Linked DNA regions of Mus musculus: all the other regions are linked to region 1. A link is a loop called in an ENCODE intact Hi-C map of the cell type or tissue named here. Cell type or tissue: left cerebral cortex. All regions are shown on one strand. Each heading gives the region's core, and the rest is flanking DNA. Links, peaks and the distances in the headings are about the cores only. Region 1 holds the start of Ak5 (adenylate kinase 5). Region 2 overlaps Ak5 (adenylate kinase 5). Region 3 overlaps Ak5 (adenylate kinase 5).

What was found. Hi-C counts contacts between places; a loop is a spot of excess contacts. Peaks named below come from ENCODE experiments on the same cell type or tissue, not always from the same donor. Only the 100,000 strongest peaks of a DNase experiment are listed, where the experiment ranks them.
Region 2: a loop joins it to region 1, with 2.3 times the contacts of the local background. A loop is called at or near these places in 3 of 42 quality-filtered maps.
Region 3: it touches region 1 in a loop (2.3-fold over the local background); 2 of 42 quality-filtered maps call a loop at or near these places.

Annotation. Positions count from the first base shown.
Region 1 is chr3:152,662,031-152,672,169 of GRCm38, reverse strand. Ak5 (adenylate kinase 5) reads left to right here and starts at 3,810. Exons shown (of 14, transcript NM_001081277.2): 1 at 3,810-4,370. The coding sequence starts at 4,311. It overlaps AI115009 (expressed sequence AI115009), which reads right to left and starts at 5,257. Exons shown (of 4, transcript NR_040386.1): 1 at 4,338-5,257. In left cerebral cortex, for the core only: no CTCF peak of the experiment used is centred there; DNase peaks (open chromatin) are centred at 4,441, 5,017, 5,848, 6,029 and 2 more places; H3K4me3 peaks cover 2,138 bases; H3K27ac peaks cover 1,184 bases.
Region 2 is chr3:152,470,624-152,480,762 of GRCm38, reverse strand. It overlaps Ak5 (adenylate kinase 5), which reads left to right. Exons shown (of 14, transcript NM_001081277.2): 12 at 2,306-2,422; 13 at 7,815-8,006. Among named protein-coding and RNA genes, the nearest start is that of 3110067G11Rik, 14 kb to the left of the region's middle. In left cerebral cortex, for the core only: a CTCF peak has its summit at 5,960 (motif pointing left); a DNase peak (open chromatin) is centred at 5,958.
Region 3 is chr3:152,602,188-152,612,326 of GRCm38, reverse strand. The region is part of intron 6 of Ak5 (adenylate kinase 5); the gene reads left to right. Among named protein-coding and RNA genes, the nearest start is that of AI115009, 60 kb to the left of the region's middle. In left cerebral cortex, for the core only: CTCF peaks have their summits at 5,557 and 6,329; DNase peaks (open chromatin) are centred at 5,856 and 6,292; H3K27ac peaks cover 1,355 bases.

The DNA.
Region 1 (10,139 bases), core at 3,004-8,003:
GTGTGTAAGGGAAGGGTTGCATGGCACCAGACTGTAACCAAACTGATGCTTGCCATTGTGCAACTCCGAATTAGGCTCTCTGATTCTTGGTGAGTTCATTAGCATGGTGGAAATAATTACTGGTTGTTTTAAAAGTTACTATGACATATAGACACATATGTAACACTGTATACTTTGTGAGGTTCTCAGCACATGAGGACACATAACAAACAATACATTGTTGCACATTACAGTCCAAAGTTGTCATTATACAAGTACCGTCAACTAGACTAGTCCCTACCATTGCCTCTGTTCAGCTACCATGAGGGAGAGGGGTCAACTTCAGCATGAGAAACGTTTCCTTTTCATTCCTTTAAGTATTATCAATAGAGAGTCTCTATTCTTTTACAAATGATCATACCGTCCATTGCCCTCTATTATTCTCCTCCCTCTCTTCTCCGTGCCCCCCCCCCACCTCTCCTAGCAAACCTTGTCCTCTGTGACGATGTTTTCTGCATTACTGCTAAAGTCTTCCATGCTAAACTGGCAATAGTTAGATGATGGATGACAGACATGCCTGCCATGGTCACTGATGGGGCTGAGTGTAGGCATGTGTTAGCTGTCTAGACTAGTGGTTCTCAACCTATGGGTCATGACCCATTTGGGGGTCAGAAAGACCTTTTCACAGGGGTTGCCTAAGACCATCAGAAAACACAGATATTTACATTATAATGTATAATGATAGCAAAATTACAGTTATGAAATGGGAACAAAAGTATTTTTATGGTTGGGGTCACTACACCATGTAGAACTGTATTAAAGGGTGGTAGCATTAGGAAAGTTAAGAACCACTGGTCTAGAGTCTAGAAGAGTGCAAACAAAGTCCTCAAGCCTTCTTTGTGTGGATGGGCAAGTGGTCCCCCATTTTAGCCACTTGAGCAAGCCCAGCAGGCTTAGCCCTTTGCAGAGACAAGGTCTGTGTGTCAGCAGAAACTGGCTCCTTATGGGTGACTCAGAGAGCAATCCCTTTCAAAGCGCCTTCCTCCTCCAACATCCCTGGTCCTTTGAAAGTCCTCATCATCGTCTTGTGATTATCTTTACTTCCACTTCCTCTGCCCCTTCCTTAGGAGAGGTCTGGACTGGTGCCCGTGCTTCAAATCTATAGAGTCAGCTTTGATTTTTTCCCACCACACCTGCCGCTATCTGATGTGTTCTTGCTTGTGTCCGATTTTCTGCTATCTCTGTGCTTTACTTCTTTTTTGTTTATCACAGTCTGATGTTGTTTGGCCATTTTCTTTACCTTTCCCTCAATGTACTGTTTAAAGTCTTTACTACACTTTATTCATTTGTTTGTTTGGTGTGTCTGTCTGTCTGTTTGTTAGTCTGTCTGTCTGCATGTGTCTGTGTAGGTGGGTGGGTGCTGACACCTGTGCCACAGCACCAGAGCGCATGTGTAAAGGTCAGAGGACAGATCTGGGAAGTCCTCGCTTCCCAAGCATGTGGGTCCTGGGGAACAAGTCAGAGTATCAGACTCGTCCACACTGAGCTATCTTATTGGCCCTATCATACTTACTTATTACACACATTCTCCAATGGAAACTAGGGTCCTTACCAGCAAGAGATTGTCTTAGTTACTGCCATAGCACAGAAACTTACCATGATCTCCCAAGATATGATCACAAGAGACAATTCTATTATTTTTCCTCAGATGTCCCAACTCCTATACCTTCAAAAACGCTAACCATTCTCGAAAATTGTAAAAATTAAAGCTATACCAAAAGATTTTTGAAGAGGATGGAGACAATTTCATTTGTATTAAATATAGAGACCCCAAATGAAATCTTTGTCTCTTTAAACTTATTTAGTCATGACCCACTTATCTGAATACAAGGTAGGAAAATATCATGATATGCTAATTGTTACCAAATACGCAGACGTGGAGAATGTTATAGTTTGTTGGAGCTTGAAGGAATGTGTCTCTACAGTACAAGGGGCTTCAGGCTTTCTATGCCCAGCCTTAGAACCATCACAGAGCTGGTAAGACGGGATAGATTTGGCAAGGATGCCCCTATGCTCCTGTCCCTGCTATCTCCAGCCCAGCTTTGAAAGCCTGTACTTTCTGCATATGCTCTGTCCCTGTGAGGCCGCAGTCTGCAGTAACAGTGACTAGCATCTTGCCCTTCCTACACCTCTCTACTCTGGGATACACCAGCTGTCACTCTCTAAGGCTGATGTAAACTTGCTACATCTGTTTCCAAGCTGGCTACAGTGTGTTTTCTCTGACCCCTCTCTCTTTACTAGGTTGTTGCTGTCACTTGCTGGATTTACTAAAGATACTAAGAATCATGTATCACCTCGAAACAAAAACAAACCCTAACACTAGCAACAGAACCCAGGAAAGAAGGACCTCAAGAAGACCTACAGGAACTGGCCTCTTCAGTCCCGTGTGCTTCTAAGTCGACTAAGCCACCAGGCCCTAGGATTTTCCAAGGACTGTGGAAATGATTGCACAGGGCAGAGATGGCTTTGGCTCCCTCCAAAGCCTGCTGTCAACTAAGTGAGAGGAACATAAGTGGAGACATTCTCACAGAGGACACCAATGTCCTCAGAACTGAAAAAATCGCCCCCATAACATGACACATTATTATGGCATGTGGCTTCAAAAATGTTCACAAATTTTATTTAATTCTCAAAATTGAGCTAATTAAAATTTGATCTCCCGGGCTGGTGAGATGGCTCAGTGGGTAAGAGCACCTGACTGCTCTTCCGAAGGTCCGGAGTTCAAGTCCCAGCAACCACATGGTGGCTCACAACCACCCATAATTAGATCTGATGCCCTCTTCTGGTGCGTCTCAAGACAGCTACAGTGTACTTACATATAATAAATAAATAAATCTTTAAAAAAAAATTGATCTCCCTCCCTCTGCTCAAATAAAGCTGTAGCTTGAGCAACAGCGGCTTATGTGGACCAAGAAATAGGTCCAAGGAAAGATCCTGAAACAGACATTCAAATGGTGAGTTTTTAATTTGAAGCATTTAGAGTGCTGGTTTCTACCAGACCCCAGATGCCAGGAGTCTGTATGTAGCTTTTGCCTCCTTTCTTCCACATACCCTCTCCAGAGTGGGCCCTTGCAGGCAGTTAGAGATCATATTCCCTGGAGACCCAGAGCATCTCTCAAAGAGCAGTGAAAAGACATCTGTGGGAAATGAGTCATCTTGGTAGCTGTGGGGAGGATGGGTGCACCTTGGTCTGTAACTGGGTAGGCACCAGTACACCTCACCAGCCGTCTCCTGTTAGGGCGTTCTGATGGCCCTTGGGCCAGTGACCACTTTGCAGTTTAAAGCAGACCCCAGCTCTCCACCACTCAGTCCTCTCTTCCTCCTTCAGCTCCTCCCAGCAGAAAAGATTCTTTGACTGCTCACTAAATCTTACGCTAAGGATTTCAGGCCTTCTACTCAAATGTTTAAGTTGCTCCAACTTTTCTTAAGGGCTGGGTACTCCAGTGTTAAAAGACCCAACAGAATCCTTCCTCTTTCCCTACTTCCAACTCCCTATCACTGAAAGGCCATTAACTTAAGAATATATGAATTCTCTGACTTGGGTTTTTCCCCCCTGGAAGAGCTCCTGGAGGAGCTCATGATAAGTGGTGTCTGTCTGTCTGTCTATCGTCTGTGGTGTGTGTGGGAGTGTCTGTCTGTGGTAAGTTTGTGGGGGGGGGAGTGTCTGTCTATAGTGTGTATGGTGTGTCTGTATAGTGTGTGTGTGGGGGGGTGTCTGGTGTGTGTGTCTGGTGTGTGTGTCTGGTGTGTGTGTGTGTGTGTGTGTGTGTGTGTGTGTGTTTGTGTGTGTGTGTGTGTGTGTAGAAGCAAAACTGTATCCAGCTCCAATCGCCCGGTTCTTGGCTCCTTGGTGCCCTGGCTGCCCTGGCTGCGTTGCGGGCTGGGGAGTGACTGCAGCCCGCGCGTCCCCACCCCCGCGCCCCGCGCCCGCCCGCGCAGCGTGACTGGCGGCCGCCGCAGCGAGCTCCGGAGGCGCGGGCCGAGCGCGCAGAGCCGGGAGGCGGCGGCTGGTGGCGTCGGCCGCGTGGTCCTCCTCCGCGCCCCTCCCCTGGCGCTCGCGCTGCCTGCGCCCGGGAAGCCGCTGCTGCTCGCTGCTGGCTGGCGCGGGGACCGGCGCGGACGCGGGGGCGACGGGAGCGCGGACTGCACAGCTGCCCGGGAGTCGCTGAGGGGACCCCGGCCTGAGCGCATCCAAGTGAGGGCTGCGCCCCGCCAGCCCCAACCTCGGGAGCTTCCCCTCCTGCTCCCCACTGCACGCGCGCCGTACAGCCATGAACACCAACGACGCCAAGGAGTACCTGGCCCGGAGGGACATTCCTCAGCTTTTCGAGGTAAGAGGCTGGGGTGGCCAAAGGATCCCCAGCGAATGTCCCGAGGGCCAGTGCCCGGCTGCACCTTCCGGTGTAGGGTCCCTAATGAAGGCGCTCACAGAGGCTCGCCGTTCCCTTCGCCCCAGACAAGTCGCCTTGTGCGCTCGGGTCGCTCGGGTCCTTTTCAAATGCAGGCTTCGAAACCCGTATCTTGGGATCAAGTTTCCCTCTTCAAGCTGGGTACTGGATGCAGGCTGTCCCCAGAGTATCCCTCCGAGATGGGCACCCAGAATGGACAGCAGATCGTGGCCTGGCAGCACTCTCTGGGACTGAGGGTCAAGCCAGGTGAGACCAGTGTCGCCCACACGGAGGCAGGACAGGAAACTGAAGGTTCCAGAGTCCTAAACATTCCAGGCGCCAAGCGTTGGGACCCCTTGCAGGGGAGGGAAAGCGTGGACGAAGCGACTCTCCCGGGGGGGACGGCTTGAGGAGAAGGATGAAGATGGAGAGGGAGAAAAAAAACCCACACACGCATATATACACACAGCCCAGCCGATCCAGTGCAGCGCTATCTCCTGGGTCCCTGAAGCTCTAAGCGGCCAGTCAATGAACTCCCGAGCGCGTTTGCTGGTTGCTTGAAAGGTCCTCCCAGCCTCCAGCGCCAGCCCTCGCGCCCACCTACACAGACTGGGTTCGACTGGGAGCGGCCAGACAGGCGTGACTCCTGTTGCTGGCCTCTGCTGGGCTTAGCAGCAGCATCCAGCATCCGCACCAGGGACAGGGGATAGGAATGTGAGGAAGGAGGCTTGAGGAATGAGCTAAAGGTACCTGCTTCCCAGAGAGAAGTCCTGCTTCCTATTATTCTCTCCACATTCCGTCTTAAAACACCCTAAATCCGAAGCGCTTTTGCTTAGGTTATAAAACAAAATAAAAATTAAAAAAAAAAAAAAGGACGGCACCAATCCAAGCCTCATAGGATGAGCCTTAAAAATTTTGGCCTCCAATTCTGAAGGAAATGGAAGAGTAATATTATAAACCAAAGGCCACACATTGTTCTTTTTCCTGTTTAGGGGATTTTTTTCTGTTAGAAGGAAAGTGCAGTGCTTAAGACAATAATTTTTGCAATACCCCCAAACTATGTTTATTTAACCCAGGATACCATAATTACAGTGCTTGGACAGCTTTTTTTGCTGTTTTTGTAAATGTGGAAATGAAGAGCTGAAATATTTTTTTAAATTATAAATGTTAAGACCAAAACCGATTTTATTTCTATGCTTCTAAAAGAATGATAGATACACGCCTGGCGGAGTCTCCTGACATTTCTCTTCCGTGGTGCCAGGTAATGTACAGGGAGCCAGGGTGGTCTGCTCACAGAACTCTGTATGGAGTGTGCTAATGAGCCCTGGTAGGTAGCTGCTTAGGCTTCAAGCTTCCCGTTGGCTTTTCTGCATATGAATGGAATGTCCCCAAATACTGCACACACTCAAAAGGACGTCAGCTTGCTTACCTGAGAGGCACTAAACGCTGTATACTGAGACTCAGTTCAGGACAGCAAAGAGCTGGAGAAGACTATAGAGACTTCTAGGTTCCATTTGAACAGTGAGACCGATTCACTGCACAGCTTAGAGGGAAGCAGGACCTGATTGTCCATGTGACGAGTACAGACCACAAAAATCCAACACCTCAGATTTCTAAAATGGATTTTCTGTGCCAGAATCCACACTGTTCTAAGTTTAACCAGGTGCCTTCCAAAACCCCAGATGGTTGCAGATAGATAGTACATGCCATTACAGATCACAGTAACAGGTGGCTGATGCAATGTATCACCACCAAAGCCTAGAATATAATGGAACTTTTCAGATCTCTTTGGGTGGTACAGAGTATCTGCTAGGTTTGTGGTTGAAAAGTACTCCCGCTTTAAAAATAAATTAAAAACAAAACACAACAGAACGTTTGCAGCTGGTTCTGCTGTGTTCCTAATTCGCCTTTGTAATATAACTATTGGTCTCTGACCTTAGATCAGAGGTTGGCAATTAGTTGAATGCTATCAAAAGTCTAACTAGATTATTTACATATTCAGAGGGTTAACTCAGAGACTAAGCAATAGCACCAGTAGACTACCTATATTCAGTCCTGGGCTGCTGCTGGCACTTAGGAAAAAGGACTTAAGTTACCAGTGAAAGACTGAAGCTCACTGTTACCGATTTAAGAATCAGTGCCCTTTGGGGAGCTAGTTTTGTTTAGGAAAACTTGAAATGTCTGTCTCCCAGTTGGAAAACTTGCCTTGCGTATACCCACCCAACTTAAGCCTTTAGGAAAAGACAAAATTAACAGGCCTGGATTTTAAGTATTAATATTGTGGCTGGGTTATATATGGGGTTGAGAGAATCTGGTATTTTGATTTACCCCATTCCATGTTTTTATAAAATATACAAAGAAGGTTTTATGAGAAGCTGGCTCGGAGTCCTGAACCTAAGACCATCTGAGTAAGTATGCTTAAGAAATCCACTGATAACTCTGAAACACGATCTGCTGACCCAAACCTAGAGGCAGGGATGCCCACAGGCTTGAGTGTACACAAGGGCTCATGGGAGAGCCACAAGACCCCGTGTGTCGATGCAGTCGGTTCTGGCCCACAGAGTAACGGGAGCGTGGGAAGCTAACCTGCCGCACAGAAATCGCATGACACTTCCTCTGCCTCCTCAGCAGCTGAACTCATCTGATGGAACCACAAACCCAAACCCATTCCACTCAGGGTTCCCGAAAACAAAGGCACCTGCTGGGAACTGCCTGCCCTTGGGGGGAAATGGAACTGATTTAAAAATTAAAAGCTGTGGTAGGGTTTGTCAACCTTCGGAAGGTTGTGTGCCTTATGCATTAGTAATGTATAGGTGAGAGTAATGTATAGGTGAGAGTAATGTATAGGTGAGAGTAATGTATAGGTGAGAGTAATGTATAGGTGAGAGTAATGTATAGATGAGAATAATGTTTGCTTTTTCCATGAAACATTCTAAAGGAAAATATTCTTTGCACTTCAGACCAGGTTCCAGGAGTGGACATTTTCAAAGATGTAGAATTTGTGGGAACTAGTGTGTGCTAGTCTCCGTGAGTTACACACACCAGGCACTTGAGGGGTCCCTGCAAATACTGTGACTGGCAGGAACATGGGCCAAAAGAGATAGGATTAGAGAAACTCGGGTTCACTTGATTTAGCCAGCGCTGATTGAAACTTCTGGAGCCTGACACCAAATGCTTTATTTTTTACATATTTAAACACAATAAAACTTAAAGAAAAGTTTTCTCATGACAGTTGTCCCAGCAAAGCTTTAGGCATGGCCACACCCAAACGCCTTTACAAAGTGCATCTCCTTAGCAAAGCACCTGTGACCTTTACATATAGAATGTGTTCTGTTGACTGACAAGCAGTGCTCAGGCCCTATGGGGAAGGGTTTATGATAAGCCCAAGGATAGATTCTATTGACTGAGAGACAATGCTCAGGATTCTAGGAGATTCTGGTGCAGGTTAGCATCAAAGACTAGCAAAAGATCACCAGATCAAACAGCATCCACTCCAACCTTCTGGTGAACAGCTGTCAGTTTCTTCCACTGAAGACCAAAGCCTGTGTGGTTAACAGTTCTCATTTCTCTAGTGCTTATTATGTGTGAGCACGTGGACCTCTTGCCCTGTACAAGGTTTCACGAATTAAAAACAAGTCAGACCGTACTTTCTCCTCTGTAATCGTATAGATACTGTGATCGTATAAATACTATAGAGATTTACTGCACATCAATCAGCATTTTAAAAACTGACCTCAAAATGTTAGATTTGTTTTTAGTATTTGTGTGTGTGTGTGTGTGTGTGTGTGTGTGTGTGTGTGTGTGTGTGTGTGTGTGCCTGTGGAAGTCAAAGGTGCCAGATGCCCTGGAGCTGGAATAAGCAGTTGTAAGCTGCCTGATGTGGGTGCTGGGAACCAAACCTGGGTCCCCTACAAGAGCAACCGAGCCATCTTAAGCACTGAGCCATCTTTCCAACCCTGGTGTCAATTTCAAGTCTCACTTAAACATGAGTTTGGAATTATCTTTTAATCCTAATCCTAAAACGCCAACATGTATGTACTATACATGTATGCACTACACACCAGGGAGGAAGAGAGCACATAACTAACATTCCAGGATAAACAACAAGCGTGGCGTTTCTTCCTGACAATCAGGTGGTCATCCTGAGTCCCACAGGAACACGAGAGAAAGGGGCCACAGGCCAGCCTAGGCTTTCAGCAGAGGCTTGCGATAATAGGAAGGGCTTCCCACGCCACACTTGGTCTTGCTTTGATGGTGCTTTTCTGTATTAAAACACACATCTGTCTTGCTATTTGAAAGGCAGAGGATACTGAGCTGAATTCTCACTTGTGCTCAGCGCGATGGCTCGAGCCTTCAATCCCAGTACTCGGGAGGCAGAGACAGTTGGATCTCCATAGGTTTGAGACCAGCCTGGTCTACATAATGAGTTCTAGGCTAGCCAAGGCTACATTGCAAGACCCTGTCTTAAAACAACAACAACAACAACAACAACAAAAAAAAAAAACCCCAAAAACAAAAAACAAAACCAAAGAAAACACAATTAACTGGTTACAACGTTAGGGGTTATCTTAAATCCTCAATTAAATCACAGTTTCGATCCAAGCTGTTTATGAAATGAAATGCAAGAACAGAGAGAGGACTGCTGGGGACCACAGTGCCTGGTTGGTTAAAATTATACTAAACAGCCATAGTAACAAAGCCAGCAAGATAAAGGCATAGAGCCAGATGTGTAGACCAATGGAACAGAAGAAAGAGCCTGGAAAAAAATGCACAAAGCTACAGACTCCCAACTTTTGACAAAGATGCTGAAACAAACACTAGAGAACAGACAGACAGACAGACAGCCTCCTTAACAAGTGGCACTGGGTATTTATGTGCAGAATGAAACTCCCACCTTGTAAAAAAAATTGATTCAAAGTGAATGAAAGTCGTTATATAATATAGACCGGAAACCCTGGAACAACTAGAGGAAACCAGGGAAGACATATCAAGAGCCAGGCATAAGCAAGCAAGCAAACAACAACAAAACAAAAAATGCCCAGTAGTTCCAGCGTTATACAAGAGCTGAACTTCAGAAGTGTTTGTAAGACAAAGGAAATAACAGAGGGGAAGTACAGCATACAGAATGGAGAAAAAGATGTACCAGCTTTCTAGCTGACAAAGGGTTAACATGTACAACATATGAAGGATGGTAAAATTAAGCACATCGAAGCAAATCATTCCATCAATACATGGACAGAAGAAATCAAGTATACAGTTCACAAGAGAAATCCAAACTGGGGGGGGGGGGGCTGAAGCAAATCTTAACCACTGAGATTTCACCTCCCCTGGCCAGAAAAGCGGTAGCAAAGAAATGGAGCAAATGCTAGAAAAAAATGCAGAGACTGGGGGGAAGTTCCTTAAGTGCTTCTTGCGGGGATGGGGACACTAATGAAATCAGTATGGCGTTGGCTCAAAGTGGGCTGAAGAGCTAGCTCCTGCCCTAAATGCAGGAGACCCTAGGTTAAAGCCTGGGCACTGCACGAACCAGATGTAGTGATGCACACATGGGACCCATCACAAAGGAGGCAGTTGTGAGAATTAGACGGTCAAGATCACCCTCGACTGTGCAGCAAGTTCAAAGCCACACTAGGTTGTGTGGGACCCTGTCTCAAATGTTTTAACATTTTAAAAATATTAAAAATATACCTACCATATAACTTCAGACTACTC
Region 2 (10,139 bases), core at 3,485-8,484, 190 kb after region 1:
GCGTGCGTGCGTGTTTCAGGACCAAAGGAGGATGTTAGGTGCCTTCCTCTATTGCTTCCACCTGAGTTTTTGAGATAGGTTCTCTCACTGAACTGCAGCTTCCCCCCCCCCCTTTTTTTTTTTTTTTTGCCCAAGCTGGGTGGTTAGGATGCTCTTGGGACCCACCCACCTGTCTCTGCTTCCCAGTGCTGGGTGTGGCCGCAGACACTTGCTGCTGTGCCCGGCTTTGTAATGTGGATACTGGGAATTTGAATTCAGGTTCTTCTGTTCTCATAGCAAGTGCTCGTAGCCACTGAGCCTTGTCTCCATCCCCCAAAATAAAGATTTTTATCAAGTAGTGCCCATCCGGCACTCACCTTGCTGCCTCCTATGGCTTCTTCCTCGGGTCAGGCTATTGCCGCCTTGGGCTCTCCATGATGGCTTTTTTTTCCCATTTATTTTTTGTTTTATGGGGTTTTTTTATTAGGTATTTATTTCATTTACATTTCCAATGCTATCCCAAAAGTCCCCCACCCGATCCCCCACCCACTCCCCCACCCACCCACTCCCACTTCTTGGCCCTGGCGTTCCCCTATACTGAGGCATATAAAGTTTGCAAGACCAAGGGGCCTCTCTTTCCACTGATGGCCAACTAGGCCATCTACTGATACATATGCAGCTAGAGACATGAGCTCTGGGGTACTGGTTAGTTCATATTGTTGTTCCACCTATAGGGTTGCAGATCCCTTTAACTCCTTGGGTATTTTCTCTAGCTCCTCCATTGGGGGCCCTGTGATCCATCCAATAGCTGACTGTGAGCATCTACTTCTGTGTTTGCTAGGCCCCAGCATAGCCTCACAAGAGACAGCTATATCTGGGTCCTTTCGATAAAATCTTGCTAGTGTATGCAATGGTGTCAGCGTTTGGATGCTGATTATGGGGTGGATCCCTGGATATGGCAGTCTCTACATGGTCCATCCTTTTGTCTCAGCTCCAAACTGTGTCTCTGTGACTCCTTCCATGGGTGTTTTGTTCCCAATTCTAAGAAGGGGCAAAGTGTCCACACTTTGGTCTTCGTTCTTCTTGAGTTTCATGTGTTTAGCAAATTGTATCTTATATCTTGGGTATTCTAAGTTTCTGGGCTAATATCCACTTATCAGTGAGTACATACTGTGTGAGTTCTTTTGTGATTGGGTTACCTCACTCAGGATGATGCCCTCCAGGTCCATCCATTTGCTGGCTCTTTAGCCTGAGTCCTCTCCATCGCCCATTTCTAGTTGACCTTTCTGCCTCCTACAGAGCTCTGCCTAGTCACAACTTAACGGAGCCCCCTCCCCTCTAGAAAACAGCAACCCCCCCCCTACTCTGGCCCTTTGTCCTGCTCTGCCGTGCCTGCTATCCTTAGCTAGAGTATATTCGTTTATCATTGTCTGCCTTCCTCATTAGACTGTGAATTAGATGGAGAGTTAATTCACAATTCTTTAAGGAAGGGTTCTGGCCATGCCTGCGACTTCTGCGTTCCCCAGGCTCCTGCCAAACACTAGAGAAGGAGGTCTCCTCCCACCCCGCCCACAGGCCCCACCCCTAGGGAAGGAGGTCTCCTCCCACCCCGCCCACAGGCCCCTCCCCTAGAGAAGGAGGTCTCCTCCCACCCCGCCCACAGGCCCCTCCCCTAGAGAAGGAGGTCTCCTCCCACCCCGCCCACAGGCCCCTCCCCTAGAGAAGGAGGTCTCCTCCCACCCCGCCCACAGGCCCCTCCCCTAGGGAAGGAGGTCTCTTTTCCTCACACTCCTCCCAAGGCCCCTCCCCACACTGCACTGTTCTTTCCTTACCTTGCACACTTGTTTAATCAATCTTTTTAAAGGCAAAATCGTGTTGGTAGAAAATAGTTCTCTGGTCTAAAAGTTTTCTCAAGTTAGCACATGTCAAGTTTTGCATAATGTTTACTGGGAGAACGCCGCCAGCAGCGTTTCATTTGCTCCTAACCTGCCACGATGCCTGGTCCATCAGCTGCTACTGTGTGGAACAAGACACGTGGAACATGTCTCATGGGGTGTAAGATGCTGAAGTCTTTCTAGTGAGATAACAGCAGAAAGGACAGACCAGAAAGGAAAACCCTCCCGGTGGAACCCAGTACTGACTGAAAGACCTGAAAGACTGAAAGACTCACTGCAGACATGGGGGGGCGGGGGGAGGCAGGTTAGTCCAAGAGATCTGCTATTAATCTTGCCACATCCTCCCCTCCCAGAAGAATGTCTGAGGAGTCACATTTATTGTGATTTGGGGGTGCCGCTAGGCCCCATACTGACCACTCTCTCTGCTGTAGGGTGTCGTTCTGGAGCTGCTGAAGGAGGCCATGGTGGCCAGCCTGGGCAACACCAAGGGCTTCCTGATTGACGGCTACCCCCGGGAAGTGAAGCAAGGGGAAGAGTTTGGACGAAGGGTGAGCTGATGTTAGCAGTGCCCAATCGGGGCACAAGGACAGCACTCAGCTTAGGGGGTACACGCAAAGCCGCCTCTTACCCAGTAACACTGTCCAGATCTTGGCGTTACCAAAAGCGGAAACGTAAACTCTTTTTTTTTCCGAAGACGAAATACAAAACTAGGGCAGGAATGACCGGTCTAGCGAGGAAGCAGCAGCAGTCGGGCTCGGCCGGGTGTGGGGAGCGGAGCCGCCGGTGCCTCTTTGGTTCTCTCCACCTCTGCCTGTTCCTCTCTGTGTTGCTCATTTCTCTTCCTGCTCCAGGCTTCTCTCCTCTCATTTCAATGACCTCGCAGAAAACTAAGTCTGCCTTGGGGTGGCAGAGTGCCCCACAAAAGACCCACTGCTGCTTCCTTCACTTTAACAAGGACTCTGCTAATAGACCCAGCCTACAGGAGCCAGTAGGGGGCAGGCGGCACACCACCAGAGCCACACAGCCTGAGAGAGAAGGGCAGTGGCCCCTGGGCAGGGAATAGAGTTACATAGGCACAGAAGAGGGGAGAGATGCTGCGAGGACAGGATCCAGAATGCTTGCCACCCTCCATAACACTGTGCCATCCCCGACTTTGTGCCCTCCTTAGTGGCTCAGGGCTACCAGCTGTCACAAGAACCAGTAACTACCCACTACTGCAGCTGCCAGACGGTGACCTGCTTGGGCCAGGCCCTATGGTACATACTGTATACCTTGCCTGCAACTCTCCAAGTCTAGGCAAGTGACCATATTTGTTACACTAAGACTGACACCAAACCTCCAAGAAAGTCAGGTGTGCGTGGCTACTGTTTTATTCTGCAGTATTTTCATCTGAATTCTTTGAGTTGATGTTTTTAAAAAGTGGAGTGACCTTTTCAGTGAATAGAGTAAGAGGAATGCCATTCCTGGGGTTTGGAGGGCCAAGCAAGTGCACGGTTGCACCTCTCTGTGCAGGATACCTAATATAGGCGCTTGCAGAAGTTTGCTGTACCCTCGCCCCAACCACACAGCTTTTGGGGTCACCCAGTTCCATCACCTTCTAGCAAGGCCACAGGGATGAAGGCGATAAAACCTTGGGTTTCATCTACCCTTGAGTTTGCTTCATCAAGCTCCCCTCAGGAGTTCCTCCGTTGCCTAGCCCCCACTTTAACTAGAGCCAAGGGGTCTAGAGAGATGGCTCAGTGGTTAAGAACAATAGCTGCTTTCAAAGAGGACCTGAATTTGGTTCCCAGAACCCACAGGGTGCCTCACAACTTCCAGGAACTCTAGATACCAGGTACCCAACTCCCCCTCTGGACTCTGTGGGCACCAGGCACACGTACATGGTGCTCATCATATAAGCAAACAGGCACACACATACACATGCTACATAAAATTAAAAATATATATATTTCTTAATTAGTCAAAAAAAAAAAAAAAAACGCTTCATGATCCAGTCAGCAAAGATGGACGTGCAAGAAGGTAGATGGGGGGGAGGGGGGAAGCCTTGTGACAGATCTGTGTATAAGTGCAAACAATAGCAGAAACAAGCAGACATGCAAGCAGATGACTGTAACTGGCTTCTGAGTGATGCATACCCCTGCAGAGGATGTCACAGCCACCTTTGCTGAGGACAGAGGAACAGCAGTGCAGGCCACGCCCCAGCTTAGATGTTCGGGGTATAGAGGTCTTTTTTAGAATGTTCACTGAGAGATGTAGAGTTTTCTGAGTCTCCCATGCAGTCAAGAACACAATGGATTGTAAATACAGGTGTCTCTTATTCCAGCCCCTCGCTAAGGAAAAGCAATAATAAAACCATAATCCGAGTTCTTCATTATGAAGTTCTCCATAATTCAAACTTCATTTTGTAGCTTTTATTTTTTTTTATTTATTTTTTATTTTTTTTATTATGTATTTTCTTCAATTACATTTCCAATGCTATCCCAAAAGTCCCCGTTTTGTAGCTTTTAAAGCTAGATCTGATGGCAGATCCCAGCATGGATGCCCATGGAGTTACAAACCATGTTAAGCCATGGGAGGCACTCCTGGGGATCCAACCAACAGCCCACTGGCCACACACATCCCAGGACTGCTACAGACATTACGTCACAGTGTCAAAAGGTTTGGTGCCCCTGTCTGTCTGTCTTTCCATGCTGGTGAGCTTACAGTCTGCTGCAGAGGAGCATGCACAAGGCGCTTCCCTCACCTTCCACACAACTCTCCAACATTCCTGACCCATCATGCCTTTCTCCTCTGCCCAGAACCTGGGCAGTGTGGCTCAGTGGTTACTATCAGAATTCCCTGAGTCAGGGTTCAGATGTGGTCTGAGGCCCCATCGGTCCTCACTAGCTGGAAGTGTCTAACTGGTGGCTGGATAGTTTCAGCTCCCCATGTCACTACTGACCCAGTGGCCTTCAAGTGAGATGTCTGTATGTTTGCAAAGTCAGTCTTTTATAAACTGCTAGCAGTGTAACTTCAGGGGATCCCAATGCCAACTGAGCAGGCAAGCAGGAACCACACATGAAGCTTCCAAAGTGGTTGCTTGCCTCAAATTTAAATTGAACAAAGACCGTGCCCACAGAGGAAGACTCTTGACATAAGTGCCATGAAAAAGCTATTTCCTCAAATATTACCGGGCTGGAGGGGGGGAGGGGAGTCCAGGTATGGTGGCCCACACCTCTAATCCCAGCACTCAGGAGGCATGGGCAGGAGGATCTCTGAGACTGAGGCCAGCCTGATCTACAGCATTAGTTCCAGAACAGCCAGGGCTACACAGAGAAACCTTGACTTGGGGCAGGGGGAGGTTTAGGAGGCTGGAGAGATGGCTCAAGGGTTAAGAGGGCTCACTCTCCTTCCAGAGGCCACAGTTCAGTTACTAGCACTTACACCAGACAGCGCACAACCCCTTGTAACTACAGCTCCAGGATATCTGACACCCCCTTCTGGCCTCTGAGAGCATCCAGAGCACATGTGGCATACACAAAAACAAAAATGAAATCTTCTTAAATTTAGGGATTAAATGTTACTATATGATCAAAACACAGTATAAATTTCTCAAAAAAATTCACTTTTTAAGAAAAACCATATTAAGTGATTCAGGTCACTCCCCGATTAATTGCTGTGTGCCAGCTGTGTTCACGGATGCAGGAGAGCAAGGTCAAGCCTTGTGGTCTGCGCTCGAGGAACCGACGTGTCAGGGAGGCCTCTCAGACAGTCAGGCTGTGAAGTATGCTCACACATGATGAAAGATGCAGACATTGGCTCAGTGTCAGACCCCGTTCCTAGCAAGCCCCAAATTGAGTGCTGGCAATCACTCTCAAGCTTTGGGTGTTGACGCAACCTCTGCCTGCTCTTATGTTGGTCCAACTGGTCTTTCAGGGATGGCTCCAGCTTAGATACAAATAACCTCTGTCTATGAGTAAAGGAACCCTTGAGCTTTCTCTTTTTTTGTCCCCATGTGTGGCCTGGAAATGGCTCATGCCGACCAGGCAGACACGTTTTGAGAGAGCTAATAGAACCACCAGTGTCTCTCAAGCTCGCCCTCTGCTGGTGAAGGAGAATTGCTTTCTCCTCCACCCCCACCTAGCTTTCCTGTTCAAGGGTGAGTTACATTCCAGAGGCCAGACTTTAGGGAAGGTCCCCCACTCTGTTCCTTATGCCCTGCGCATCCCTCGGGGAGCATGGGTCAGTGTGTAATCAGCACTTTCTAGAGAAGCATAGCTCTGTGTGGCACGGGCCCAGCATCCTGCTCAACCCCTCGGGCTCTTTCCTCAGAGGGCTGACTGACAAGCTTCTTCTGCCCATGCCCTGAAGATGGCAGGCTGGTGGGGTGGGAGGTGGGGTGGGGGTATGGGGTTGCTTTCTGTTGACCAGGGATGGGGACATGCAGTTAGTACTCCCCAGTGATACCAGGGGCAAAGGGATGTTTCAGTACATTCACCGGGAGCTGGAGAGCTTGAACTCACAGGTGCTCACCATCATCCATTTGTTGGGACATTTCTTAATCTCCTTCTATATGCATGACTTGGGACCAGAAGCAGAGCCCATGAGGCCTGCATACTGAGGTGGGAGTCTCTACTGCGTGCCAAGCAGATCGCCTACACTGCCCTCTTACCCCACCCGGTGACCTCCTCAGGGTCATCATGGAATCTGAGGTGCAGAGATGTTAGGAGGGATTGTGAGCAAATGACCCAGACAAGCATTTTAAAAGAGCAATTCAACTTTTTCTGTCAAAGTTCTGCCGTTTGATGGGCTCAGCTGCTGGGTTCTCCAATACTGTGCGGTCCCTAGTACTGTAGTAGTTGGGTACTGGTTAAAGCCGGACATGTGTCTCTGGAGCAGGGCTGGGGGTTAGCTAGCCTGGCACTGCTAATCGCATGGCCTCTCCCACGGGCTAGCTGAGACTATCTCACGACTTGGCCATGTCAAGTGGTTGAACATCATAGGAAGTCTCTGGCTTTCCCATAGTAAGTGTTACACAGCACCAGACGGAAAATGCAGTTTCCTGTGGTAAGAGTACACGCATAACAAATGTTTAAGAATTAAGTTCTTTATAAATTTATTACTAGCAAATGTTTAAATTATGTGGTTATTTTATCTATTTGTATACCAGGAGTAATGTAGCTATTACTCAGGCAAGATGGGGTCTCACAAGTGGGAAAAGCTTAAGAGGCTCTAACCTCGTCTCTAAAGGCATGAAGTCCCATTCCCACTACATCCATCTCTCAAGAATTAGGGAGCTGCGGAAGGCGGAGATCACTGTCGCAGTGGAAGAACAGTGTGCAAGCAGAAGGTGGCAAGGGATTATTGAAGTCGGTTTCGAAACTCTGTTACACCAGAATCTCACCCTAACAGCCTGACTCCTGCTTGCCACCATGCTCCCCAACTCCATGTAACGCTCACCCAGCCCAGGGTGTTCCTGGTAGCTGGAATAAGACACGCTGCTGGTATGAAGGAGAATTGTCAGCTTTGCTTCTGTAGGTCAGGGAGAGCTTTACATCGGGAACAACATACACATACATGCTTGCACTTGTATGCAACATGTATCACGCACACATGCATTTGCACACACATACATATACACACAGGCATGCACATACACACACACACACACACACACATGTGCACATGCACTCTTCCCCTGGGTGTGACGGACAGACTGGCTGCACTAGGAAACTTTCGACTGCTGCATTGTCTGAGCTGACCAGAAAGCTGAACAAGACAGAGCTAGCAGGCAGCAGGCAATAAGGGCCAGCTCTGCAAATGAGAAGCCATTAAGGCCAGTCTCATCTCTACCAGTGCAGTGTTGGGCCCTTGAGAGGAACCAACAGCCCCAGGGAGGGAAGGGTTCCCCCCGACCTTTCCCAGAACCCCAAATGACCAAGCTCTGCCCTGCTCCTTCAGATCGGAGACCCACACTTGGTGATCTGCATGGACTGCTCAGCAGACACCATGACTAACCGCCTTCTTCAGAGAAGCCAGAGCAGCCAGCGGGGGGAGGACGGTGCCAAGAGCATTGCCAAGCGCCTGGAGGCCTACCACCGAGCGTCCATCCCCGTCGTCACCTACTACGAGAGGAAAACACAGCTACGGAAGGCAAGTGTCGCCTCCTTCACGTGAGCTGCTTCATCGTTCTTTCTCAGAAAGAGAGGAGGTAGAGGCGAGCCTTCTTGTGAGGGCTGCGGAAGCTGCAGGGAGTTGCAGGGTTGAGGCCAAAATACAGATTGTTTTCTTCCCTCACTATTGTCCCAGTCAAAGGTAGATGTATGAACATAAGGTGGGGGGTGACCATAGTGGTGTACAACTTCAATCCCAGCACTCAGGAGACAGAGTCCTCTGTGATTCTAAGGCCAGCCTTGTCTACATAGCAAGTTCCAGGCCAGCCAGGGATACAATGTAAGATCATGTCTTCTAAAAAAAAAAAAAAAAAAAAGTTATAAATCTGTTGTCAGATGGCTATAAAAACTTGGTCACTAATTTGAAACTGATGCCACTGTAGTTGCCGAAATCTTTTTTCAAGACAGTAGGCGCAGGGCCTAAAACGCAAGCCTCTATCTAATCCCAGCCAGTGGGGAGGCTGAAGTGGAGAGGTCTCATGTTCAAGGCCTGCCTGGACAGCTTAGTGAGCCTCTGTCTGAGGAGAAAGACCCTGAGGAGCTGGGGGTACAGTCCAGTGTAGGGCGCTCACCTAAAATGCATGAGGCCTGGATTCGGTTTCCAGTACTGGAAAAAGGAAAAATGGGGGCTTTGTGGGGCGAACAAACTGGAAAGAAAGTTCTGCCAGAAACTGTAGGTGGCTTCTAGACCTCTGCCAAACGGGATGATCCAAAAGGCAGGCCTCTTCTAGTCCCTAGATCTAATACCTCAACACTAGACTTAATATAGGTCATGAAAAATATAGGTCATAATTAGGTCATAAATTATAGGTCATAAATTGGCTCGTTTGTGCCAATTTCTTCCAATAACTGACTTAGGGAGAAGCAAGTGAGTTGGTGGGGCTATGAAAGTTATCTTGGGAGAAAGGCCTGGTACTCGGTGTCATACAACACAACCCACACTGCCACCATTAATCCTTGGGAAACCACCCAGGTTTCCATTCTTTTCCCTACTCTGTATCTTGTGTCTGGTCCATCCACTACGCTGGTGGCTAGACACAGTTCCAGCCCACAGAGCTTAGCAGGTTAGTGGGGAAGGTAGGAGGCAGTCTAAGGCAACAGCGTCTAGGGACATCATACGGTCTAGGGACCAAGAATCATACGGAGCAGTCAAAGGAGCACCCCCAGAGAGGAGGCCGGAAGTTCCGGAGGCTAGATCACTCACTTGTCTGTGACAATAAAACCTGGTGGAGAGGCATGCAAGAATACATCAAAGTGGAGCCAGCGTGCACAAGGGGGCTGAGGTAATCTGGGGCTTCCATCTGGAATTTACCCCACTGTCTTGTGGAGAAAAGATCCAGGGGGAGGAGGGGCCACTAAGAGGCTATGGGAGTCACCTGGGGCAAAGCTAAGGGAACGCAAGGACTGGTACAAGGGTACATACAGTCTTCTTCCTCCTCTTCCCGACGTGGCCGGCACCAGTCAGCCGCAACAACCTGCTTCCCCAGGCTACATTATCCATCCCTTAAATGACAGAGAGTGAATTCCCAACCCCCCAAACCTGCCCATGTTTGTTTGTTTGTTTGTTTGTTTCCCAGAATCCTAAACCCTTGGTTAAGAAAGGTCTATACCGTGCTTCCGACTATGACCCCTGGATGCTGAACTTTTTTTTATAGGGTTTCCTGTAATCACTTGTTATTTAAAAAGAAAACCAAACGACAAAACAAAACAAAAACCTCAAAGATTTATTATACCTTAAAAAATAAAATAAGCAGGCTGACAAAATATCTAAATGGGCAAAGGCAGCTGCTATCAAGCCTGGAGCCCTGAGCTCGGGTCCCAGGACCTACACAGACGACGAAGGGACCAACTCCCACAAGCTCGCTCCTCTTGACTTTGCGTACTGGCATGCATAAGATCAAAAGCAGTTAGTAGCCAGGTGTGGTGGCTCACGCCTTTAATCCCAGCACTGGGGAGGCAGAGGCAGGCGGATTTCTGAGTTCGAGGCCAGCCTGGTCTACAGAGTGAGTTCCAGGACAGCCAGGGCTACACACAGAAACCCTGTCTCGAAAAAAAAAAAAAAAAAAGTAGTTAGTAAACAAACATGACATCATCGAGTGTGCACATGGCTTAC
Region 3 (10,139 bases), core at 3,302-8,301, 60 kb after region 1:
TCGCATACTTTTTGCAGTCTCAGGGATTGGATTCCCTGCAACAAACAGAACAGACACCCTCCCCATCCATGTGGAAGGATTAACCGCTTGCCTCCTGAGGACCACAGAGAGGATAAACTTCCTGGTGCTTCTCTTAGGTCCCTGAAGTTCAAAACTTTATATGAAACCTCAGCTCCGCTGCCGTTTAATATCCTAACGCCCCTCAAGGTAGGACATAGCTAAGCTGTGTACCTTGTGATGTCGGTACAGCTAGAGAGAGGAGGTGACATGGTGGCGGATGACAATGTTGAGACCATGTTTAACATGCACCAGACATCTTGATTGCATGTCTTACGTGCCAGTGGCATCACTCAATGGACAACTATGTATCCCGCAGTCAGCATGACCTTCTCTGTAACCCACATACCTTACCTGTAAAATGGATCTCATCCCCCATGCTGTCCCACTGTGCTTATGAGAATTGACTGGACAGCATACGTATAAAGAGTCCATAGACTGTGAAAAGAGTCATTTAGCGGGTTGACATCAATGCAGGATTTCTGTGTCTCTTCCTTTTTCTTGTACTCCCTCCCCCCAATGCTCATCTTCTAGGATCTGAAACTCTTACTAGTAAGACCATGTCTTTTGAGGAAACTACTGTTGTCCCCCAAATAGATGTTCTTGGAGAAACCCCAAATTAATAATGTAGGGATCTAAACTTTCATAGCAACTTACTGTTTTCTTTTAAATGTGCCTGTTGATGAATTACTAACTTGACCCAATAGCTTCGGTTGTCTATTTTGTGGTGCCTGGGATTGAACCAAGGGTCGAACGTATGCTAGGAAAGCCCTCCACCACTGAGCTATGTCCCTGGCCAGGGATTTTTTTTAACCAAACATATCATCCACCGAATCGAGATGTGTCTGAATAATGTAGTTAAATTGTAATGGACATCAACTGATTCTTTTTTTTTTCCCTACTTCTTCATCGATTGTTTATCTGTTGGGAGCTGGGACTAAAGAAATAGCCCATCTTGACTGAAAAGAAAATCTAATAGTCAGAAGGGCAGGGACAGTGTGCCAGCTCATCAGGATCTTATCAACATTCTTGCAGTCACACTGAGCTCCTCCGTGATCATTTCATTATGTCTGTGCATGCAGTCCACACTGAGCTCCTCTGCGATTGTTTCGTTATGTCTGTGCATGCAGTTTTGTTTGCAGGGGTGACTTTAAATGACAGGAATTCCGAAGTCCGGTGGATTTGGTTCTTCGTGAAATTTTCTTCAATGTGCTGACCTTTGCTCACCATAGTGTTAGACATAATTTCTCGCCGTGTCTTTATTGAGCCTTGCGTTTTTGGTTAGAGAGTCAAAAGTTGAGTATTCCCAGGGTTTGGGTAAAGTTTTTTGGAGGATTTGGTGTATTTAGAATTAGGGAAGTTGCTTATTGATGTTAACTGAGTGAGCTGACTTTCTTAGTATTTTGGGCACTTGGACTTATGAACTGTGTGACTTTTGGATACTAAGTTCCCTTTTATAGATTTTTGAAATCTCAATGCAGTGCTAGCTGTTATCTAACTAATTAAAAGTTAAACAAATATCTAGCTATTTAAAAGCTTAAACAAAACACAAATTTGTTTTTGTTTGAATTATCATTGGTCAAGAAGTCCTTATAACTTTGTTTCTTAGCCTTTGTGGTGTTAGTGGTCAAACCCACTGCCTTGTGGATGCCGGGCAAGTGTTCTATCATAGAGACACACTTCCAGCCTAGCTCCATGTGTGTGGGAGGGATGGGCAGACTCTGAAAGCATATATGCAAGACTGCTTTATATTTTTCATTTTTTATTAGATATTTTCTTTATATACATTTCAAATGCTATCCCGAAAGTTCTCTATACCCTCCCTCCACCCTGCTCCCCTACCCACCCACTCCCACTTCTTGGCCCTGGCGTTCCCCTGTACTGAGGCATATAAAGTTTGCAAGACCAAGGGGCCTCTCTTCCCAGTGATGGCCGACTAGGCCATCATCTGCTACATATGCAGCTAGAGACACGAGCTCTGGGGGTGCTGGTTAGTTCATATTGTTGTTCCACCTATAGGGTTGCAGACCCCTTCAGCTCCTTGGGTGCTTTCTAGAGGAGAGGTGTCCACCCTGCCCGGGAGGGCTCTGCTGCAGAGCACTGGGGGGAGCCATCTTGGATCCCGGATCCCTCAGAGACTAGTCTGCGCAGGTGAGAGTGCGGACTGCAGAAGCGACACAGCTTCTGGGACAGGCCCTGTTTTGGGCCTTCATCTTCAGTCAGTAGGCAGGTCCGAACGCCAGATATCTGTGCACCCTCCCTGCAAGAGGAGACCTTGCCTGCAGAGAGTACTCTGACCACTGAAACTCAGGAGAGAGCTACACTCCCAGGTCTGCTGACAGGGGCTAACAGAATCACAGGAGGAACAAGCTCCAACCAGAGACAACTATAACGACTGCTTTATTTTTAAAGGAAAAAAAAAATTTAAGTGCCTGAAAACTGAAGGCCAAAATACAATGTCTGCATTATTTGCCAAAGTGCACCAAAGCTTTGTGCCTTTGGGCATTTCACTAAGCCGGAAAGACAAACTACCCACACCACTGAACAAGCTATTCTTAATATGGCTGATAATTAGTGAGAGGGCTCAGCCAGGAAGGACACTGAGCGCCACAGTAACACCCTGGGTTCAGTTCCCTAATCCCAGGTGATGAAAGGAGAGAACCTAGTCTCCCAAGTTGTCCTCTGACTGTACACACACACACACACACACACACACACACACACACACATACACATGCACACATACAGAGGAAGAGAGAGGAGAATAAGTAATATGTAATAAAAATATTTTATTTGTAAGATTAGGTGATAACCAATGAGTCTCTGTAGTCTGCGTTAGATAGTGAAGCAACCATGCAACCATTTCTCCTGTGGACATTTCATAAGAGGAGATAAGGAAATGCAAGACTTTACACTGAGAAGGACGCTGTAGTTGGGAAACGGATGAAGAAGCCTCTTGATTTATATCAGAGCTCGCCAGTTGGATTTCTTCAGATAATGAACACATGGGCTAAAAGGAATTACAAGCAGAATTATTCCTATTCCGCTGCACCAGCTGTTGTAAGAACATGGACAAGTTTATTAGCTAGAGTCTGTATTCTCTCATTTCAGTAATTGCATCATATGATGTTGGGAGTTTTGCTTTTACAGAGTGGGAGTATAAGGGGGAAGAGCAATCAGTTCTTGGCATTCTTTGAAATGAATTTATTTATTTATTTACTTTTTATTTATCTTTGAGGTGGGGTGTCATGTGTGAGGCAGGGGGTCATGACTCTCAGGCTGAGCTTAGACTTGCTACATAGCTAAAGATGACCTTGAACTTCTGATGCTCCTGCCTCCACCTCCCTAGTGCTAGTATTATAGACATGTACCACCATGCTCACCTGGAATACGAAATGTATGATGTGGAACTCAAGGCCTATTGAACGTCAGGCAAGCACTCTACCAACCAAGCTGCATCTTGATGCCCTGAAATGGATATTTTCAATATGTACACACTCTTGCTCCTCCACACATGTTATCATCCCCACACCTCTCTCTCTCTCTCTCTCTCTCTCTCTCTCACACACACACACACACACACACACATACATACACACATGCACACACACACAGAGAGAGAGAGAGAGAGAGAGAGAGAGAGCAGAAGCCTCCCAACCTATGCCTGGCTTTTCTCACTTCTCTGTGGCTTGGGGGACACTCTATCACTATGTAACATCAAGCAGGACATGGAGGACACGCTCCTGTCAACGGGAAGGGTGTGTCGGAGTGATGGAGCATTTAAGTCACGTAGGAGCTGTGACGTGGCACACAAGCCTCTTCTCTGTAGTGGGCACTGTCCCAGAGCCCAGAAAGCTCTGTGGGCTTTCTTCATCTGCCCTGCACCCCCTTCTCAGTTAGGGGATCTCCCTACTGCACATTTCAGATTCACCACTGAGACTGTGATCCTCGCTCCACCAGAGACTGCTTCCCTGATGAAAAGTCAACAGGGACCATAACGGGATTCACACAGAGACAGTGAATAATTATTTTTAATGAACTTTGAGTTTCATGGGAACCATCAGTAAGATTCAAAATGCAAGTGCACTGATGTGATTTAATGTAAAATGTCCCCCATGGGTTTGTGTGCTTCAACACCTGGTCCCCAGCTGGTGGCACTGTTTGGAAGGGGTAGAGGACCTTAAGATGTTTCCTGGAGGAAGTTTGTCACAGGGACCGAGCTTTGAAGTTTTATAGCCTGGTTCTCCTTCTTTCCTCCACCTCCTCCTCCTCCTCCTCCTCCTCCTCTTCCTCTTTTTCCTCCTCCTCTTCCTCCTCCTCTTCCTCCTCCTCCTCTTCCTCCTCCTCTTCCTCTTCCTCCTCCTCTTCGTCCTCCTCCTCTCTTCCTCCTCCTCCTCCTCCTCCTCCTCCTCCACCTCCTCTCCCTCCTCCTCTTCCTCCTCCTCCTCGTCTCCCTCCCCCCTCTCTCCTTCATGACTGGCAAGCAGCCCATGCTCATCCATCCATCCTTACCTGTCATAATGGATTGTAACCCCTCTGGGACTGTAAGCCAAAATGTACCTCTCTCCCCTCAACTGATTTTTGTGAGGTGCTCTATCACAGCAGAAAAGTAACTGAGACTCTTACCCCCAAACTGTCAGTGTTCAACCTCTGGTACCTAGCACCATCTCCACTGGCATCACGGTATAGAGTAACTGAAACGAAAAGCAAAATGCTTATAAAGAAAGAAATCAGCTGGGTGGTGGTGGCACACACCTTTAATCCCAGCACTTGAGAGGCAGAGGCAGGTGGATTTTTTGAGTTCAAGGCCAGCCGGGTCTACAGAGTGAGTTCCAGGACAGCCAGGGCTATATAGAGAAACCCCGTCTCGAAAAACAAACAAACAAAAATAAGTAAATAAATAAATCCAAACAAACAGCACTACAAGCGACAGTAAGGAGATGATGGGTTTGTAACGCGTAAGCCAGTGAGCTGGTGTTTCTTTTCAGTACCCTGGCTTATTTTCTCTTGTTTAACTATCCATTGTCGGGAAACAAAAGCACTCCTTGTTTCTGTTTGTGATCTTAGTAACTGAGAAGGGTGTCCCAGCTGAGTTTCTAAGGTGACTCAAGTAGATCATGGAAGTACCCTGAGAGAGATGTAGAACTGTAGGTTAACAGGGGGCCACTGTGGTGGGTCCCCTTCGTTCTGAACATGACTGGGGTTAGAATCACTGAGGAGATATAGCTCTGGGCACATCTGTGAGAGTTTCCAGAGAAGTTTAACTACAGAGGGGAGACCCACCCAGCATGTGATGTCATTATCCTATGGGCTGGGGTCCTGGACAGAATGAAGGGGAAAAGGAAAAAGCCAGCTAGTGCCAGAATTCCACTGTCTGCTTCCTGGTTGCTCAGAGGCAGCATTGCAGCCACAGGCTCCTATACCAGGGACTATGTCTCTCCTTTGCCACCAGGATGCCTTGCACAGTGACACCTTTCAAGCTGGGAGCCAAGATTAATCCTTTACTTAAGATGCTTTCTGTTAAGGATTTTGTCGTTGCAACAAGAAACTAACGCATCCCTTTGAATTGTATTTCAGTTGCCCAAAATATTTTTAAGTTAACTAAATAGCTTTTTTTTTCTGGTACAAAATGTAGTAATAATACTAGAAGCTCAAGATTTTAAGGGATATTGCTGTCTGGGCAAAGAGAATTTGTCAAAGCCTACAGGGTGTGTGTGGGTGAGGGGCCTTCTGGTTAGAGAGTGCTTGCTACCTCAGGAAAGTGTCGTTGCTGCTCCTGGAGGCCGCATATTTGTGTTGCTCAGGGAGACCCATTCCACTGACCAACCTACACAGGTCTTCATAAGTGTGAATGATTTTAACGGAGCCAGAGCAGAATTGAGGCATGAATCCGATTGCTTTTCAGCATTGTTGTTATTGTGTACTCTGAAAGGTAAAGTATGACTTCACTTTCATTTTTTCCTCCTTTACATTAAAAAGTAAATCAAAAGCCCTGGACAATGAAGTCATTTGTGCACAGTGTTGCCATTATACCAACCAGCAAAGCAAGAGCCACAGTCCTGGGGTGTAAATTATGTCTATTCCTAAACAGCAATAAAATGAGAAGAGCAAGCAGGGACTGTATTTATAGCTCCCAGCATTCGGTCTCTGCGAGAAGCACGTGTCCTGACGTCCTTTTCCCTTCCTGAAGCTCACACACTGCCAGTCTTCTTCACACTCCATAGGCAGAGAGCAAGCCAAGTGACTCAGTGAAGCTGCCTCCTCTCGGTTAGAAAATGAAGCTGGAAGTCGGCGCCACCCTGTTGCTAGCTCCCGGTGAGAAGGACGCTGGCACTGAATTCAGTGTTCTCGATGTGTCGGGCTGCATGGGTGATGGAAGAGCCAGCTTTCAGAGTAAATCACTCTTCTGTTGGCTTTCTTGACAGACACTAGAAAAAATCCGATAGCCTTGCTGATGTTTTTCAATTACCTTAAGTGCAAGGGAAGGCCTTAGTAGGAGAACTATGAAGCAAATGATTTGGATGCGATTAAGATAATATTCAAAGGGCTGGAGGGATGACTCCATAGCTAAAACTGCTTACTGCCAAGTGGATGGTTCACCAGGATCTAACACTCCAGCTCCAGGGGGTCCAGGGTCCTCTTCTGGCTTCCTCAGGTGCTCACACATACATATACACAGATACACACACACACACACACACACACATTCACATACATAGTCACACACACACTCACACATATACACACACAATTCACATACACGCCCATTCACACACACACACACTCACATACATTTCCCCCCTCCCTATTCCTTTCCTCCCTCCCACCCTCCCTCCCTGTCCCCCTTCCCTTGTCCCTCTCCCTTCTTCTCTCCCTCCTCCCTCTCTTTCAAATACACATATAGAGAGACACATACATTGTATAAGTCTTATTGGAAACATTGATGAGAAAGGCATCGGAACTGATTAATAACTTTAGAGAGACTGTGCATGTGTCTCTCCCGAAAGAAGACAGAGCAGATAAAATGCTTAGCAGTCAAAAAAACACAAAACACTGTTATGACTAGAAAGTGCTTTCACAAACAACAGTCATCGGTTCTGAGCTTTTAATGTGTCCTGGTCCTAATCAAAATGTGTCACGGTAGCTCATTATCTTCCACTGCATCTCATTGAGGCAACTCTTGTCATTTCTGCATTTTGTAAATTAAGCACAGGAATTCATCACTCCAGGATAGACAACAGCAGTGAATCCTGATGGCTCTGGGCCTTGGGCCTCTGAGAAGCACTTAGGTGTTCTCTTTTGTTCTCAGGAGACACTGACAGATAGATAGACTTGGATGCTGATAGACTCAGATCTGCTTTCTTCGGGCATTTGTTACTAGGTAATGGCTGTAAAATAATGAATGTAATTTATAAAATTGCTTACTCTAAGAACACATAACAAACAAACAGTTGTCAGGCCTCGTTTGTGTCTTTGTTTCTCTGTGCCGGACTTCTCACCTCATCAAGCCAACCAGGTTTGGCTGTCAGTCAGACTACTGGTTAATTTTCTATTGCTCTGACAAAACGCAGTGGCTAAAAGCAACTTATGGAAGAAAGGGTTTGTTTGGGCTTATGACTCCTGTCTTAGGGTTTACTGCTATGAACAGACACCATGACCAAGGCAAGTCTTATAAAGGACAACATTTAATTGGGGCTGGCTTACAGGTTCAGAGGTTCAGTCCATTATCATCAAGGTAGGGGCATGGCAGCAACCAGGCAGGCATGGTGCAAGAGGAGCTGAGAGTTCTACATCTTCATCTGAAGGCTGCTAGTGGAAGACTGACTTGCACGCAGCTAGGATGAGGGTCTTAAAGCCTATGCCCACAGTGACACACCTACTCCAACAGGGCCACACTTCCAAATAGTGCTACTCCCTGGGCTAAGCCTATTCAAACCATGACCGCTCCCAAGCCATGGCCAGGAAGCAAGAGGCAGGCAAGGTGGCAGGAACAAGAAGTTGAGAGATCACATCTTAACCACAAACACAAAGCAGAAAGCCAACTAGAAGAAGTATAAGGCTAAATAACCTCAAAGCCAGGCCCCCAGTTCTGCACTTCCTCCAGCAAGGCTACACCTCAGAGTCTCTCCAAACAGTACCATAGCTGGAGACCAGTTGTTCAAATGCTTGAGCACATGAGGGGTGACTGTCATTCAGATGCCACACACCTTTGGTTTACTGCAGACAACATGCTGTTCTGCTCTGCTGGGGACCTGGCTTTCCTCTTCCCTTGATGATTTCCAGAGTTATTCAGCTCTATTGAGGACCTGTATCATCCTGGTGCCCTCACCAGGCAACAGTGGGACAGTCCCCTTTGTTCAACAACTATTCATTGACAGGCCTTGGCCTAGTTGGGATTTTTAGAAACACAAATATTGTGTGGAATGGCCAGAGTTGTAGCTCAGCAATAGAGCATTTGCATACTATATGCAAGGCCAGGTTTGATATCCAGGAAAACATCTCCAAAACTCAAAGATGGTGTATGGCCAGCCATGAGCTATCCTCATAGAATGGGTACCACAGAGGATGTGATGGATGTAACAACCTGAAGCTAGCCCAGGAGAGGACACATGCACAACCCAGAGGAAGGGCCAGCAGAGTGGAGGGGCTAGGATGGAATTCCTTCAGGGAAGGAGGGGAAAGTGGAACTCAGAATGAATAGTGGTTATGAAGCAGGCACAGATGGAAGCCGGATAGGACAGAGTGAACGTTAGGAACTAGAGCGTTAGAGAACAAATGTTGTGGCCAGGGAGGGAGGCACCAAAGGATTAGGTTGAGATGGAAGGTCAGCTGTGGCGGGCAGCTTTGAGCCCTGCGTAAGCGCTTGGCAGAACTGGAAGAAGCTAGTAACTGTGTGTGTGACAGGGAGTACAGAAGATTCCAGGTGGATTTGGGAAGGCCTGTCCTGAAGTGGTGGCTTGTAACACAAGGCCTACCTCTCTGTAGGGCGAGAACCTCAGCCCTCTGGCTCTAACTTTGAACAGAGGAGCAACTGTGTTCTGTGGAAGAGTGCCCATGACACTCCTGTATCCCAGGTGTGGTAGGGGATGTACCAAGTCTTTTTTCATTACAGCTTTTCATATTTTCTCTTTCCATTATATTTTTCATATATTGACTGTATTATGTCATAGAGACGTTCTCTGAACATGTCCTTTGGGCTCCTAACTGCCTTTTGTGTCTCAGTGTTTATTTCTTCCTCTGGATCTGGCTTTCTCTAGATTGCTGTAGCCTAATTGACTAGAGTCACTATCCTTAAACATTATCTCAGCTCCCACTATTCCTATGGAGTTTTGGTTTGGTCTCTGTTTTCAGGAGCTGGCAAAAATCAAACATTCGTTCTGTTATGTTAGGAGCACTGTGCTAGGAATTAGAGAGGAAGACTAAATAGACTTTCTTACAATATTTTGTTGAGCAAATATTAAGTCAACAAAAATAAAAAAGTAAGAACCATTAACAAATACTTACATGTTAAATCTGTTACATATACTTATCTCAGAACCAGATACAAAAATTCTAAGAACACAGTATTCGTGTGACCCAAGATGGAAATGAACGAGAAGCACTAGTGGTGTCTGAAGGGTTAAACTCGGGCGCCATGAAAGCTTGAAAGAGTTCATTTGCTCAAACAGTAATTTATGAACTGGACATCTCCAGCAGGAGCTGCCAGTGAGGATACTTCCAGGGCACATACAGAAATGCAAGGACGAAAATAGTCAGTCAGTTAGTCAGGTGGGTGGTCCTCATGGCCTGCAGGAAAGCCCCCCACCCTGGTTATGTAAGGTGGTTGACTGTTTGCCACAAGTTTTCTTTTCATTTATCATCTCCAGTTACAAGAAACATAGTTCAAATAAGGTTTCCTCCTGTTTTCACATGTATTGTCCCTTAGAGATTTTGCCTGGCTTTGTTGCTCATAGGATCTTCAGCCCTTGTATCTATTTTAGGTTACTTCAAAGTATCCATTATTATCACAAAATAAGAAATTTAATTCTGGAAGAAGTAGGGAAGAGCTGGCACATTGTATCAAGTGTTGCAGCTGCCTTACA